Regions from separate parts of the Homo sapiens genome. Here region 1 is linked to region 2. A link is an interaction called in ENCODE POLR2A ChIA-PET data of the cell type or tissue named here. Cell type or tissue: HCT116. All regions are shown on one strand. Each heading gives the region's core, and the rest is flanking DNA. Links, peaks and the distances in the headings are about the cores only. Region 1 overlaps NECTIN1 (nectin cell adhesion molecule 1). Region 2 has its middle 51 kb from the start of NECTIN1-DT.

Region 1 (5,000 bases), core at 1-5,000, 98 kb after region 2:
CAGAGCCAATATTCCCCATTTTACAGCAAAGGAAACCACCCTATCCAAGGCCATACAGAAAAACAATGAGCAAGTAGTGGGGACCAGAGCTCGCCTCTCTCAGTGTCCAGGTGAGCAGAGCAAAGGTGGCAGGTACAGGAGAGTGATCCAAGAGGTGATGTCTTGAAGGCTAGAGGCAGGCAGGGCCAAGAGAGAGGCTCTGTGTTCCTGGGGTGCCACGATGGAGTCAGAGGCTGGCTCAGGACTGGCCCCATGATGGGCCATGTGGATGGGGCAGCCAGCATGAAACAGGCCTGCAGGACAGAATCCAGGTGTCCTCAGCCACCTGGTGGGAGAAGGCAAAACTCAGCTCCCTGACTCATCTCTGACCCCAGCCTGTCCTGCTGGAGGGAGGTGGGACTTGCCAGAGCACCCCCATCACTGCTGCCACGCCGGGGCAGCAGAGCAGGGCCAGCCTGGCCTGTCTGGAAGATCCTGGGCTCCTGCGCTGCCTCCTTCTCGGGGCTTTTCCCAGGCCGCCGTGCCCCCTCCTCTCCCACGCACTGTGCTCACCCGCCCAAGGCGCCGGGCGCCAGCTCCACAGCCCATCATTAAACAGCTCCATGTGGGGAGTTGGGGGGTCATCAGGCAAGAGGAAAACATCAGCAGTTTTTGTGACCCCAAAGGAGGGGCGGAGGCACTGACTTGGATGGTAGCAATTAGCCCCTGACTGTGGGCTCATGGGATGTTATCAGCACCTCCCACCAGCCAAAGTCTCTGCACTGCAGGCAGCAGGGGAGACAGAGATGCCAGACTAACAGCAGTGCAAGGCCAGGCCGGACTCAAGTCCAGACTGTGCGCAGCCCCAGGGAAAGGTGGCTGGAGCACCAGGACAAGAACTGGGTCTGCTGGGTCTACTTCTGCTTCCTTGCTGAGCCCTCCTCCCCATCCTGAGTGTAGAGGGGAGTCTGGAGGCAGGAGGGGGCAGCCTGGGCACCCGTGAATCTCCTGGACTAATGGGGAAATGAGACAGGACAAGCTCAGTGAGAGCCCTGCCCCTCTGGGTTTTGCTGACAGAATGATCGGAGTCTAGGTGACACTGATTGGCAAAACCTGTGAAAGGAGGGGACCCCAGAAAGGAAGTGGGTGTCCTGATTGCACGCTCCTCCACACCGGCCTCTCTCCCAGGCGGAGCTGGCCTTGGCTTCAGAAGGTATGGAGTTGGCCAGCCCTGGGAGTTGACAATCAGGGAAGCGGCTGCACTGGGAGGAGGGGGCCTATAACCTTTAGGTCACTGTGCTGCCTCAGCAGGGTTTCAGATGGAGGCCCTGCCCCTCCCAGTGGGTGAGTCACTCCCACTTACCACTTAGCCGGTTTCTCACCGGACATCCTGTCCCCTTCTGCCAGTTCCTGGGGTGGGGGTGGGAGCATCCCTGGAAAGCCCTAGAAATGCATCCCGAAGGATATCGATTTCACAGAGGCCCTTATGGCGGAGCCCAGCACCCACCTCAGACACACACGTGCACACAGACCCACTCCCTCTCTGCAATGTGCCGCCACTTTACTCCAGGCCAAGTTGGCTGCCCCTGCCCAGCCACTTCAAGGCCCCCAGGCAGAGTCTCAGGAAAGGAGGGGCTGGGGTGGGCTGGCACAGCCAGGACAAAAGAAGTGGTTTATGCCAGGAAGCCCCAAATCCCCCTCGCCTCACCTAGGTACCCACTTTCACCTACCCCTGAGCCCAGTTCCAGCCTGCTTGGCTAGGAAGAGGGGTCTGGGGGTTAAAAGGGCAGGAAGAGAAACTGCTTTAAGTGGGTATGTGGGGAGCGAAGTGTGCCACACCCCGCTGCGTGGGAACCTGTGGCACTGGCTTGCGGATGAGCTCCATGGCAGGCAGGGCCTTGGGGAGCAGGTTTGTCCGCCACAACTGAGGAGTCTTTGTGTTTTGTTGCTGAGCTCAGGCGTTTGCAGGTCTGTGACGTCTCAGGGGGCCGGCCTGAGGCCCGTCATGCTGGCTCAGCACTTCTGGGAAGTGAGGCAGCCTGAACTGCCCAACCTGAGATCTAGTGGGGAAACTGAGGCACTTGAGAACAAGCCCCAGGGGCATGGGTCCCAGATCCTGGAGCTCATAGGGTGGTCAGGGAGAATATAGGCAGTGCTTGAGTTCAGGAAAAAAAAAAAGACTGATTCTTTTGATATCTGTGGGATGCAAGAGCCCCTCTGCTGAGGGCACAGGTTCTATGGATGCCTCTGCCCTTCACTCCCCACCTCTCTAGCTCTTATTGCTCAGCACATAGCAGCCTCCTGCAAGTGCCCACACACACACACACACACACACACACACACACACACCCGGGATCCCCAAAGCCCCTGTTTCTGACCTATCACCTGACACCCAGTCAGGTGACCTGCAGATGCAATGGCCACCCCAGTATTGTAGCTGGTGTTTGTGCCATTTCTCACAAGGGGCAATGGAGGCACTGAGGTTATATTCTAGGAGGGACACCACCCAGAAAGAGGCCCCAGGGAGTTAGGTTGAGCCAGAGTCTGTTTTTGTGGCAGGGTGGGAAAGCACTGGGCTGGGTGCTGCTGTTCTGTGTCCCTGAGCAGGTGACCTAATCCCTCCAGTCATTGTAAATGATGGATTGCATGGTCCATCAAGCTCCAATATGCTACCATTTTAGTGGTCCCAGTTCCCACATCTGGGCCAGCCTCTGCTTCTCATGTAAGAGGGAACCTGCGGGAAAGGAGACAGGATGTGTTCTGTGGACCAGCCCTGACTGCTTAGGGAATCAGAGAAAGTCAGCAGGGAACTCCCCAAGCCCTGGACCCTGCCAGTGGCAGGCGTGACATGGTCAACTCAACCCAAGGCCAGGCCTGCTCCTTTCATCTCCTGCAGGGGCTTACAATTGGTTGGGAGACAGGCTAGACACATATGCCAGGAAGTAGAAAATAAAGGGGTACAGGTCAGTGTTACATGTTATTGGGGTATTAATAGAACTGTCAGCTGAGTAGGAAGAGATGACAGTCACAAGGGCGTCCTGGAAGAGGGGCGCCTAGTAGCACTCCCTACAGTGTCCAGTATGGAGTAGGTGCTCAGCAAATATTTGTTGAATGAAGTTCCAGGGAGGGAGGCCTGTTGCTTCATAGATGAAAGATGATGGTGATGATGATGATGGAAGCTAGCATCTAATGAGCCTTTCATTTGTCCTAAGTGCTGCTTTCTGAGTTTCCCATGGACTCCCTCTTTTAATCCTTACGCAGTTTTATAGGGCAGGTATTAGCTATTATAATCCCCATCTTACAGATGTGCAACATTGGTGCAAACTGAGCTACAGAGAGGTGAAGTCATTTGGCCAAGGTTGCACAGCTCATCAATGGCAGAGGTGGAATGCAACCCCCTACTGCCTGGCTCCTAACAGCCCCGCCATGCTGCCTGAAAGGGTGGTGACGGAACAGCCCTTCAGAAGGTGGGAGACGCTAGCTCAGCTTTCAGGTTGTCAAGGCTGCAGTGTCTGGAGAAGCTTGGCAAGGAGAGGGGCTGTGCAGTCTTTAAGCCCCTGTTTCTGCTGCCTGTCCCTGGAGCAGGCTGCCTTTTATCAATCCTGGTCCCTTCTCGTGGCCCACCTGTTCCAGGATTCTTGCCCCCATCCAGCTCTTTCTTTCTTTCCGGTGGTGATCCCTGCTCCTCTGTTGACTCTAACATTCTAACCCGCCTGTTAGAGTCACCTGGACTCTGCTCCCGTCTGAAAACCTCCCAATCTAAAGAATGAGGGTCCTTCTCCCCAACCCTGAGTCCTTGGACCAAGGCAGGCAGCCCCTAATACGAGGCTTGGGTTCCCGGTCCCTAAGTCTGGAGTGGAGAAGTGGAGTTTTTAGGCCTTTCCAATCTTCCAGCACCTCCCAACTCCAGAACTCTGGGATCCAGTCCCCACCCTCAATGACCCTAAGCCCCTTGCTCCAAGAGCTCCCTTATGCTCACCCCATGGGTCACCTCCCCTGGCCCTGCTAGCAGTCAGATGTAGCAAAGAGGCAAATACCAAAGTGAGTCTGTACCTGCTCCTTAAAGATCCTCCCTGCCCTGCCCCACCCTGCCCATCACCAGGGCAAAAATGTCCAGGACGAGGGGCACCCACTTGGTGCCCAGTAAGAGAGAGGCTGGGAACGTCCTTCACTTCCCCACCATGTGGTTGCTTCTGGGAGTGCCACAGTGGACAGAAAAGAGCAACCTCCACCCCAACATAGACGTGGGCTGCCCCTGCCTGGTGAGGGATTGGTAGATGTAAGGGGGCCTCTGGGGTGCCCGGCCACCTTGCAGCACCCTCCCCACCCCATGCCTGGCCGCTATCAGCCGTCTCCCCTCCTGGCATTGACACAGCTCTGAGGGTGAGGTCACCACTGAAGACTCAGACAATGAATGTCAGCCTGTGCCCCAGGGACTGTGCCCTGCCTGCCTCCACACCTTCAGGGGATGAGAGGAGACAGGATTGCAGGGGCTCAGAGGGCCGTGTCCCGTTGCAGGTCCACCATGCATGGCACCAATCCATGCATGGCACCAATCCCAAAATGGCTCCTGGATCCCACACCCCTTCCCTGCGCTCTCACCTGGGGCCCAAGCCCTCCCAACTGGCTTTTCCTGTTCCTAGCTTTGTGTGGTGCAAGTTCCCCAATTATGCCCACATTATCTCAGCCACTGGGCAGCCTCCAGCAGCCTGGGGGAGGGGTGGGGAGCACCCAATTATCCTGCTGGAGAGGGCCTAGGGCTTAGCTGCTTGCCAACTAGCCCGTCAGCAAGAGTACTGGGCCGTCTGGCCCACTGACCTCACCATGGAACTGTATCTGGAGTGGGGCCACAGCTGCACTGGGCTGTCATGAGACAGTTAGGACCAGGAGGACCACTGGGACTCGGGAGGCCAGTCTGCTGCCTTACAGAGGAGGAAGCTAGGGCTCAGAAAGGGGAGGTGACTGGCCACGGTCCCACTGCCTGCTAAAGGCAGAGGCAGGCTACAGCCCAGCCTTCCCAA
Region 2 (9,438 bases), core at 2,093-7,092:
CTAAACCACATCTAAACCAGGGCTTGGTTTATGGTTCCTGAGAGAATCTGAGCCAGTTTGCTGCTTGCTATGCAGACATCTTGCTCCTGCTCCCCCAGGACACACCCAAGATAAAGCATGTTCGGCTGGGTCTTGCCTCCAAGGAAACACTTAGGATGGTGAGGAGCTGCCAGACAGATGGAGGAAGCAGGGAGAGGAACTAAGGGGCCAGAGCCCAGGGCTATTCACGGGCCTCACCATTTCTCTGAATTCTTCAAGGAGTGGTCATTCATGTCAGGGCCCAGGTTAGGAAATGTGGCAATGGGTGCATGGGCTTCAAGCAAGTCAGTTCACCTCACTGAGCCCTGGTTTCCTAATCCAAAAGTGGGAGATGGAAATAATAGCACCTTGTCAGCAATAGCTTGTCAAGATTAAATAAGGCAATGCATGTGAAGCCCTGGTGCATAGCAAGTATTCACAAAATGCTAGATCAAATGATGACTAAACCTGCAATTCTGTAATCGTTTGTTTTTGATCCTCACATTTGTCAAGTGTTTTATAGTTTATGAAACACTTTTACATTTATTTTCTCATTTGATCCCACAGCAATCTTGTAAGTACACAGGACAAATACTATAGGCCCCATTTTACAGATGAGATAACAGAGGCCCAAAAGGGTAAAAGAAATTGTGCAATTTCTACGGGACCTCACGAGCAGCATAACTAAAGCTCTCTGACTTCTATCTGTATTTTTCCCCCACTGGACTTCCACTCTGCCATGTACACCCCTGCCTGCTGGGATCCATCGGGTTCAGCATGTAACCCAGCAGTCCAAGGAACCTCTGAGGCTTTGTGGAGGCTTTAAGAGCTGAGGCCCTTTTCTTTCAACTAAAGAAAAGGGTTTGGGGTGAACACGGCTGAAGGCCTTCAGATAACACATGTGCCTAGGAGATAGGGCTGAGGCTGCGGCTGGCATTAGGGTTAGGACAGAGAATTTTCCCTGCTTCGCAGGGCCAGAAAGGTGGAGGATGACACCCGCTGGAGGAGGAAGTGGTAACACGGCCCCCCTCTCAGCCTCCCAGGTCCTTATGAAACAGGTGGGTGGGCCCCAGCCACCATGGGCATTGATTTCCCCCTAGCAGAAAATGGAAAGTGAGTTAAAATCCTTCCTGCAAATTGCCAAACACCTGAGGAAAACAAACAAGTTTGGGATACATTCATTATCTATTGCTGTGTAACAAATTATCCCCAAACTTATTGGCTTAAACAAAGAAATGTTTATCATCTCAGTTTGTGTGAGTCACAGGCTGTGAGAGAATGTTGGCTGGGTGGTTCTGGCTCAAGTCCTCTCATGTGGCCACAGTCAAGAAGTTGGCCAAAGCTTCAGGCATCTGAAGGCAGAACCGGGGTTGGAAGATCCACCTCCCAGGTGGCTCACTTGCATGGTGCTGGGCAGGACGCCTCAGTTCCCCACCACGGGGAGGTTTCATAAAGAGGTTGTGTGAGTGTCTTCATAACAGGGCAGCTGCTTCCCACAGAGCCAGGAGAAAACCACAATACTTTTTATGACCTAGTCTCAGAAGTCACATGGCATAACTTCTGCCATATTCTATTTGTGAAAACTGAGCCTCAAAGTCCAGCCCACACTCAAGGGAGGAGAATTGGCTCCATCTTTTAAAGGGAACATCAAATAATTGCATACATATTTTAAATCACCGCAAAAGGATTAAACACCCTCAGATGGGTGAGCTCAGAACAGACCCAGGAGACAGCCTGCAGGTCAAGACCAGCATGTTAGAGGCCCTCCCAACAGCACCTGGGAGGGCTCTTCACCCCAGCTAGAGTCCCTGACTCCTGCCTTCATCATCACGCCACTTGTGCTACCCTGGATCAGGGGCCAAGTATCCCAGGAGGCTGCCTTCACTCGAGCCTGAGCATGGGGTTGGGGAGGAATTGGGGTACTGCACACTCCCAGCCACGGGGCCACCCTGCCTATAGCTCAGGGGGAGGAGGGCTCCATGTCTGCCCGGGTATGAGTTGCAGGAACATGTTGAGGTGTACCCTTGCCAATACTCTTGGGTCTGAAAAGGAAACTGCCTTCTGTGGTTTAAATGCTTGTCCCCTCCAAAACTCATGTTGGGATTTAATTTCCATGTAACAGTGTTAACAGCTGGGGCCTTTAAGAGGTCATTAGGCTGTGAGGGCCCCACCCTCACGGGAGGGCTTACTAAAAGGGCTTTCAGGCATAGGCTCCTTCTCTTGCCCTTCTGCCATGGGATGATGCAGAAAGAAGGCCCTCACCAGATGCCGGCCCCTCAATCCTGGACTTCCCAGCCTCCAGAGCTGTGAGAAGTACATTTCTGTTCGTTATAAACTGCCCAGTCTCAGGTATTCTCTTATAGCAGCACAAAAGAGAGTAAGATGCTGTCTTTCACTGGATCCTAGTGGGCCTGGGTGACACTAGAGCTGCAGAGGGGAGGCCTGCCTGCCTAGCCTCTCCTTCCAACAAATCCATCCCAAGGAGGCAGCCCCAGGGCCACCTGCCCCTGCCTGCTGGCTTCAGACAATTGGACCAATGGATACCTGCTCCAGCAGGAGACAGCCTCTTGGTGACCAACAGCCAATCAGATACTCTGTCTTAAGATCTTAGAACTAAGGGGCTCAGGGCTGGGGAGTCAGTCTGTGGCTAGGCCCGAAGCTGAGATCAGGCAGCCAGGGTAGACCGGGGGAGGCCCATGCAGCTATTTTAGGACCGTGTGTTGATGAGTAAGCAAAGAAAGCAGATCTGCAGAGCACGGCAGGAAAATGGAGCAGAGGGAGCAGCAGGGACGAGACCCAATGTGGCCTCGGAGAGGGAAAATAGCGAGGGAAGGCAGCTCACTGGGTTTGGGAGCCTCTCAGCTCCCCTGAGACCTGGATGTTTTTCTGGCTGTGGGTCCCACAAGGCACTCCCGCATCCTTCTGATAAATCCCCCAGGCCTTCAGCAAGCTTAAGAGGGCTTCTGCTGCTCTCTCCAGGCTGCCAGACCCTCCCCGCCTAAGACCTGAAGGAGGCAGAAGAGATGGCAGGAACCACGGCCTCTTCTCAACACCACCAGGGAGGACCTTCTGCTAAAAGTGCTACATTCATACACATACTCTTTACACCCAGCGAATCCAAAGAAATAAAATGTGGCACTTAACTGTCGTGCTGATGTTTTCTTCTGGTATCTCTGTTCCGTCTTACTCTCCCTGTGGCGGAAGCCCAGCAGCAGCAAGAAATAAAAGTTCTGACACCACGGCAGATAATTACCCTCCCCGTCCCTCGGGGCAGAGGTGAGCAGGAAAGACAACACGTTCACAGAAAGGGCAGCCCTCTATGGGCTGGTGTTTGCAGTGTCCGGGCAGCGATGCTAACAGCCAGTGGAAGGGGATGGGAGGCATCCGCGGCTCTTACTGCCTGCGTTTGCATCATCTGGTCTTAAAGTGGGGTGAATTCCTACAGGAGGAACCACACCCGCCATCAAATGCAAGTTCAGTGGAACAGACTTTTGGATCATTCATTGATTCCTTCCAGAAACATGCACGCAGCCCTGGAAACATGCATGGAGACACTGAACTGGTTACACACTTGAAACCAATGCAGTCCCTGTCCTCAGGAGCTCACAGTCCAGCAGGGGAGATGGGAAGTGGAGAGCCCTTACCAAAGGATACACAGAAAGGGGCTTTAGTAGCTCACGGGACAGACAAACCCTTAAGGAATGGGCAGGATTTCAGTGGGAGAGAAGGAGATTCTAGATAAGGGAATGAAGGAGGCAGGAGGCCATGGTGGAGGGTGGGGCTGGGAGATCCACTTCACAAGCACCTGGGAGGCCTTCGCTGTAGCTCTAGTTCTTTGACTCAGAAAATCCCCTTTCTAGCCCCCTCACGCCTGTAATCCCAGCACTTTGGGAGGCCAAGGGGGGGCAGATCACCTGATGTCAGGAGTTCGAGACTAGCCTGGCCAACATGGCAAAACCCCATCTCTACTAAAAATAAAAAAATTAGCTGGGTGTGGTGGCGCACGCCTGTAATCCCAGCTAATTGGGAGGCTGAGGTAGGAGAATCGCTTGAACCCAGGAGGCAGAGGTTGCAATGAGCCGAGATTGTGCCACTGCAATCTAGCCTGGGTGACAGAGTGAGACTCCAAAAAAAAAGAAAGAAAGAAAGGAAAATCCCCTTTCCCCTCTGGGCCTCACTTTCTCATATGTCAACAAGAGGGAGCTGCCTTGGCAGCTCTGGCATTCTAGGGTCCGTGCTCGCAGGTGGGGAGGGGAGGGCTGGGGAGTGGAGTGCTTACATAGTAGAATATTGTCCAGCGGCTTCCCAAACACCATGCCTGGGTCAGACGAGCAACTATCCCCAGACCAGGCAGCCCCATCTGGTAAGATTCACTCATCTCCCTTTCTGTGAACATGTTAATCCAACAAGGGGTGGATCCTGGGTCCCATTCCCTTGAAGCACCCCCATGCCCAGTGATGGCAAACCTGAGATACCTTGGCAAGGGCCTGGACACCCGCGGGGAGAACAGCTTGTTTCCAACCGGCCCAGGGAGGTCACTCAATGAGTTTTAAGGAACTCCAGCTGGGGTGACAGAGTGAGACCCTGTCAGAAAGAAAGAGAGAGAGAGACCCTGTAAGAAAGAAAGAAAAGAAAGAAAGAAAGAAAGAAAGAAAAGAAAGAAAGAAAAGAAAGAAGAAAAAGAGAAAAAGAAAAAGGAAAGAAAGAAAGGAAAGAAAGATGAAAGAAAAAGAAAGAGAAAAGAAAAAGAGAGAAAAAGAAAGGAAAGAAAAAGGAAAGAAAGATGAAAGAAAGAAAACAAAGAAAGAAAAAGAAAGGGAGGGAGGGAAGGAAGGAAGGAAAAAGGAAAGAGAGAGAAAAGAAATCAGACTAGAGCAATCTGTCAAGTTCAGATCATAGAGGGTCTTATATGCTGGGCCAAGGGGTTAGGTTTTGGACTGGAGCAGTGGCTGATGGGAGCTGGGCTTTAGAAAATCATCCTGACAGCAGCAGGTGACATGCACAGGTATGGGCAATTGGAGGGGCTCCTAGCAGCTAGGGGAAAGCTCAGCCAGAGGTCAGAGCCAGGCGGAGGCAGCAGGACTGGAAAGGAGGCAGTAGGTGGGAGGGATTATGCGGGAGGTGGAACCCTCAGATTTTGGCCACTGACCAGAAATGAGAAGTGAGGAGGAGGAAAAAGCTTGGAGGCCTGGAAAAGTTTCCAGCTTTCCCTCCCCAGCACAGACTCAGGAAACCACACACATGGAGTCTCAAAACACCATGAGACTGTGTCTACCCAACACAAAACACCTGGGAATCCCAACATTCAGAAAGGCCCCAGATGCCATGTCTCCAAATATCGGGATAGCCATTCTGCTTTTTATCTAGATGCTTGCAAAGGTCATGGGAGTAATGGAGCTTCCTTGCCCCCCAGCCCCTGCCTCCAGGGTCCCCCCATGCCACTCTGCAGGGAGGCAGCAAAGAGCTGATGTGCAGGCAAAGGGGAGACCAAGCCCCTGCTCTCATCAGAGGCTTCGCCGGTATTTTTAGTGCCGCAATCAAGAGCAGGGCCCGCCTCTGGATCGGCTCAGGCAGTCGGGGCCGGGCAGGACTGTTAAAAATGGAACGGCACATACTGCAATCAGTGGTGGCAGGCGAGGGGCACCCGGCAGGGCAGCAGCTGTGGCATCTGAAGCTCTTGGCCCTGGAGTCTGGAGGGGACTTGGGGGAGCAGCCTCTGCATAGCATGCTGGGCTTCCATAGCCCTGATGCCCTGGCACTGCTTCTACCCCTGCCCTTTACACTGCCAGAGTTCCCACCCCTTGCAATGCACACCCACCCTTTCCCCGCAGACCTCTCTGAGATAGTCAACTCCAGAGCTCGGGTGCCTCGGGTGAGAGGGGGAGGGAGCACAGGCCAGTGATGTCAGGATGGAGTGCGGCGGGGGCTGGATAGAGTGAGACCCCACTTCCCTGTTCTGGTGGGAAGCAGAGCTGCCCTGAGTGCCCCTGCCAGAACTATGTCCCTCCCGGGGCAGGAAGGCACAGTCAGCGTCCCAGGACACCAGCAAGCTTATCACGCTAAGACCCAGGAGGCCCGGGTTTTGAGCCATTTCTGCCACTCTGTGACAGCTCTGGGGCCTCAGGCAAGTCACTTTCCCTCTCTGGCCTCCATCATGTTATCTGTAAAATGACAAGGCTGAAGTGCAGCACAGACATGACCGATTCTCTGCGCCAACAGCAAGCTGAGTGCAGGGTGACAGATACTTCTGAGGCCTGCTCACAGCCCACCCCACCAGCCCACAACAGAGAACGTCCAGTGATGGGCAGAGCTTGGGCCTGCAAGGGGGTCTGCCCTCACTGCCCCCTTCCAGAGCAGGAGCCCCTGGACAATCTCCAGAGGAGGGACGGGATGGGATGGTTCTGTCTTCATCACCCAGCCCTTCCAGGAGCTGAGAGGGCTCTGTGGGGTGAAAAGAGGACAAGAAAATGGGTAGGGATCACTCCAGGACACTGAGTGACCACAGAGGAAGGGACTGGAAATGCCGAGCCTCATTTTACAAGCGCTGGAGCTACAGTAGAGCAGACAGGGCACAAGGTGACCCAGCCAGATCTGGGCCTGCTCGGAGGCACGCACAGGACTTCTGAAGGCAGGAGCCACATCAGCTTTTTTGATCCTACCCTTGGAACCTGGATCCTTCAAGTGCCCTTCCCACAGAGGCCTCAGGGTCCCAATTCACCCCAGTGGAGCCCTCAGCCTCCCAGGCAGGCTGCCTGCAGGAAGGAGGAGGCTGGTGGTGTTTATTGAATTTGTGTACCAGCATAAATCTGTGTCGACCTGCCTCAGAACGGTGCTCAGACGACAGATGTGCTATCTTGGGAAGCATGTGTCCCTGTCTGTCCCAGAACCTTTCTACTCCCCCGGCAAGACAGATTCAGGTGTGAATCTGCCCGGGCACCACCTGAGCACCTCATGTGAGGAGGCGCCTTGAGAGGTCATTCCTTTCATCCCCTGGCGTCACTCCCCTGGCCACAACCGTGCCAAGTCAGGGTCTTCTTAAGGACATGCCCTGCACAAATGTGCTCTGTATCTGGTGGGCCCTGCAGATGTTCAGCAGCTGGAAGTCTCCCTGCTGAGCATGACAAGCCCGCTATTGCCTTCCCCGCTGAGGTCAAGTTGAGCCTGTGATCCTGAAGCCAGTGGCAGAAGAAAACTCCAGTTCACCCTGCTTGTCTTCTGGCTACCCTACAGGCACCAGATCCTTCCACTTGGAAGGTAGGGAAGTCACTATATCGGTACCCACACCCAGGGTGTCCAGACTAGAGAATCCCAAGGCTGGCATGTGGAAGAGCCACATATGTCACCGTGGCGTGGGTGGGTGGTGCATCTCGTGTTTCCTCAGCACCTCTGAAGGCGGGATGAGAATCCGCTGTCTGACAGCCTCGGGCCCCACAGCCTGCTGAAGGCTGAGCTGCACACCTAGCACTGCAGATGGCTGGGCTAAGTGAGGGCTGGAGGAGCAGACAGGGGTACAACGGGCACGCTCAATGCTGCTCGGCCTGGGAGATCCAGCAATGTCCACCTCCTGGAAGCAGCAAGAGAAGAGCTGAGCTTTTTACCCCCACCATGCCTGGCCTGCCCTGTTGGGCAGTGATGAGCTTGGTCATGGTCCTCTGAATTTGGGGAGGCTCTCTGCCAAGGGCTCAAAGCCCCCCAAAAGCTGCTGGAGGATCAAGAGAGGAGCTGGTTGGGACTGAAGAGGGTAGACTTGTATCAGCCCAGAGTCGAGGCCCAGCAGCTGGGAACAGGGAAGGTGGCAAGCATGCAGGCCATGTCATCACCTGCCAGAAAGACCTCAAGGGAACAAGAACATTCCGAGGGCTGTCCCTCACTGGAACAAGATCTGTGAGTGATGTAAAGCTTTCTGGTAAAGGCAAAGGAAGTTTCCAGACCACCAGGACCAAAGAGAAGACCTGAAAAACCGGGTCTGTTCTCTCAGCACCACCCCAGCCCAGAGGCCTCTCTCTGTCTAAGACCATGGTGAGCACAGCAGGATAGCACAGTGGCCCACTGTCTGTAGACTCTCAGATGCTCCTGGGCATGAAGACCCCATCCGTATGGCCAACAGGAGGACCTGGACCCCAAAAAGACCTTGACAGGCTGGGGTAGCAGTTCACATGTCCCATAGTAGCAGAGAGTGGGAAAGGGACAATTCTATTCTTACAAAGTTAGGCTGCACCATGAAAAAGAATGAGATCATGTCTTTTGCGGGGACACGGATGGAGCTGGAGGCCATTATCCTTAGTAAACTAACACAGGAACAGAAAACCAAATACTGCATGTTCTTACTTATAAGTGAGAGCTAACTGATGAAAACTCATGGACACATAGAGGGGAACAAAATACACTAGGGTCTCCTTAAGGGTGGAGGATGTGAGGAGGGAGAGGAGCAGAAAAAAAGAACTATTGGGTACCAGGCTTAGTACCTGGGTGATGAAATAATCCATACAACAAACCCCCGTGTTGTTTACCTATACAACAAACCTTCACATTTGTTATAACCCCTGAACCTAAAACAAAGGTTAAAAAATAAAAATAAAGCAGGGAAAAAATGTTTGGCTGTACAGGTACAAGAAGGGGTGGAGCCCGTTTCTCTGCAACACGTGGAAAATAGACTCAAGTTTTGGTTGAAAGCCAGCTTGAGACACGGTAAGAACATGATGAGGTCACTATCATCTAAACATGAGAATCTTGGGTGGGGCTGCACTGATAAAATATTGGCCAGACTGAGTGAGGTCAAGGTCTTTTGCCTCTGAAGTTCCATGCTCAGTCCCGGCTCTCCCACCATAAAGGAGGCACTGACACCCCCAGCACCTCCGCAGGAGAACAATGAAAGCATGTGGGGGAAGGGGCTAAAGTCATGTCCTGTATTTAATTTTACAAACATGTGACGCTGTATCCTGAGCACTCTTTCAAGTCCCCAGCACAACTATTAACTCACTCTGCCCTTGTGAGGCAGGCACCATTATCAGCCCACTTTGGGGGATGAGAGGCTGAAGCACAGCAAGCTGAAATAACTTGCTCAAGGTCATCCTGCTAGGAAGTTGTGCAGTCAAGATTCCAATCTGGGAGATCTGGCTCCAGAAACATGCTCCTAAACCCACGCTCTGCTGCCACCCTCATAAGAAGAGCTTAGCAGACAACAGGGAGTCTTCACCCTACAGCGGGAAGAGGCAGAGTGGCAAGAGCTGGGGCAGCCCATTGCAGATGTAATGTGCAGATTCTGTTCTGAGTGACCCAAGGCAGCAGCCTAGGGCACTGGGAAGTGTTTGGGGAGGCCAGATTCAACTCTGTATGAGGAAGGAGAGGTCTGACTCATTTTCACCTCTACTCTGTGCTATTTCCAGGGTTCCCATGCCTTCCCACTGTCCAGGTTTCTTC

Evidence for each region. Peaks named below come from ENCODE experiments on the same cell type or tissue, not always from the same donor. Only the 100,000 strongest peaks of a DNase experiment are listed, where the experiment ranks them.
Region 1: POLR2A ChIA-PET joins it to region 2 with 5 read pairs; 3 of 35 experiments call an interaction of 5 or more read pairs at or near these places.

The regions. Positions count from the first base shown.
Region 1 is chr11:119,680,902-119,685,901 of GRCh38, reverse strand. All of the region lies in intron 1 of NECTIN1 (nectin cell adhesion molecule 1), which reads left to right. Among named protein-coding and RNA genes, the nearest start is that of NECTIN1-AS1, 27 kb to the left of the region's middle. In HCT116, for the core only: a CTCF peak has its summit at 4,175; no DNase peak of the experiment used is centred there; H3K4me3 peaks cover 807 bases; H3K27ac peaks cover 1,110 bases.
Region 2 is chr11:119,776,132-119,785,569 of GRCh38, reverse strand. No RefSeq gene overlaps it. Among named protein-coding and RNA genes, the nearest start is that of NECTIN1-DT, 51 kb to the right of the region's middle. In HCT116, for the core only: no CTCF peak of the experiment used is centred there; no DNase peak of the experiment used is centred there; H3K27me3 peaks cover 693 bases.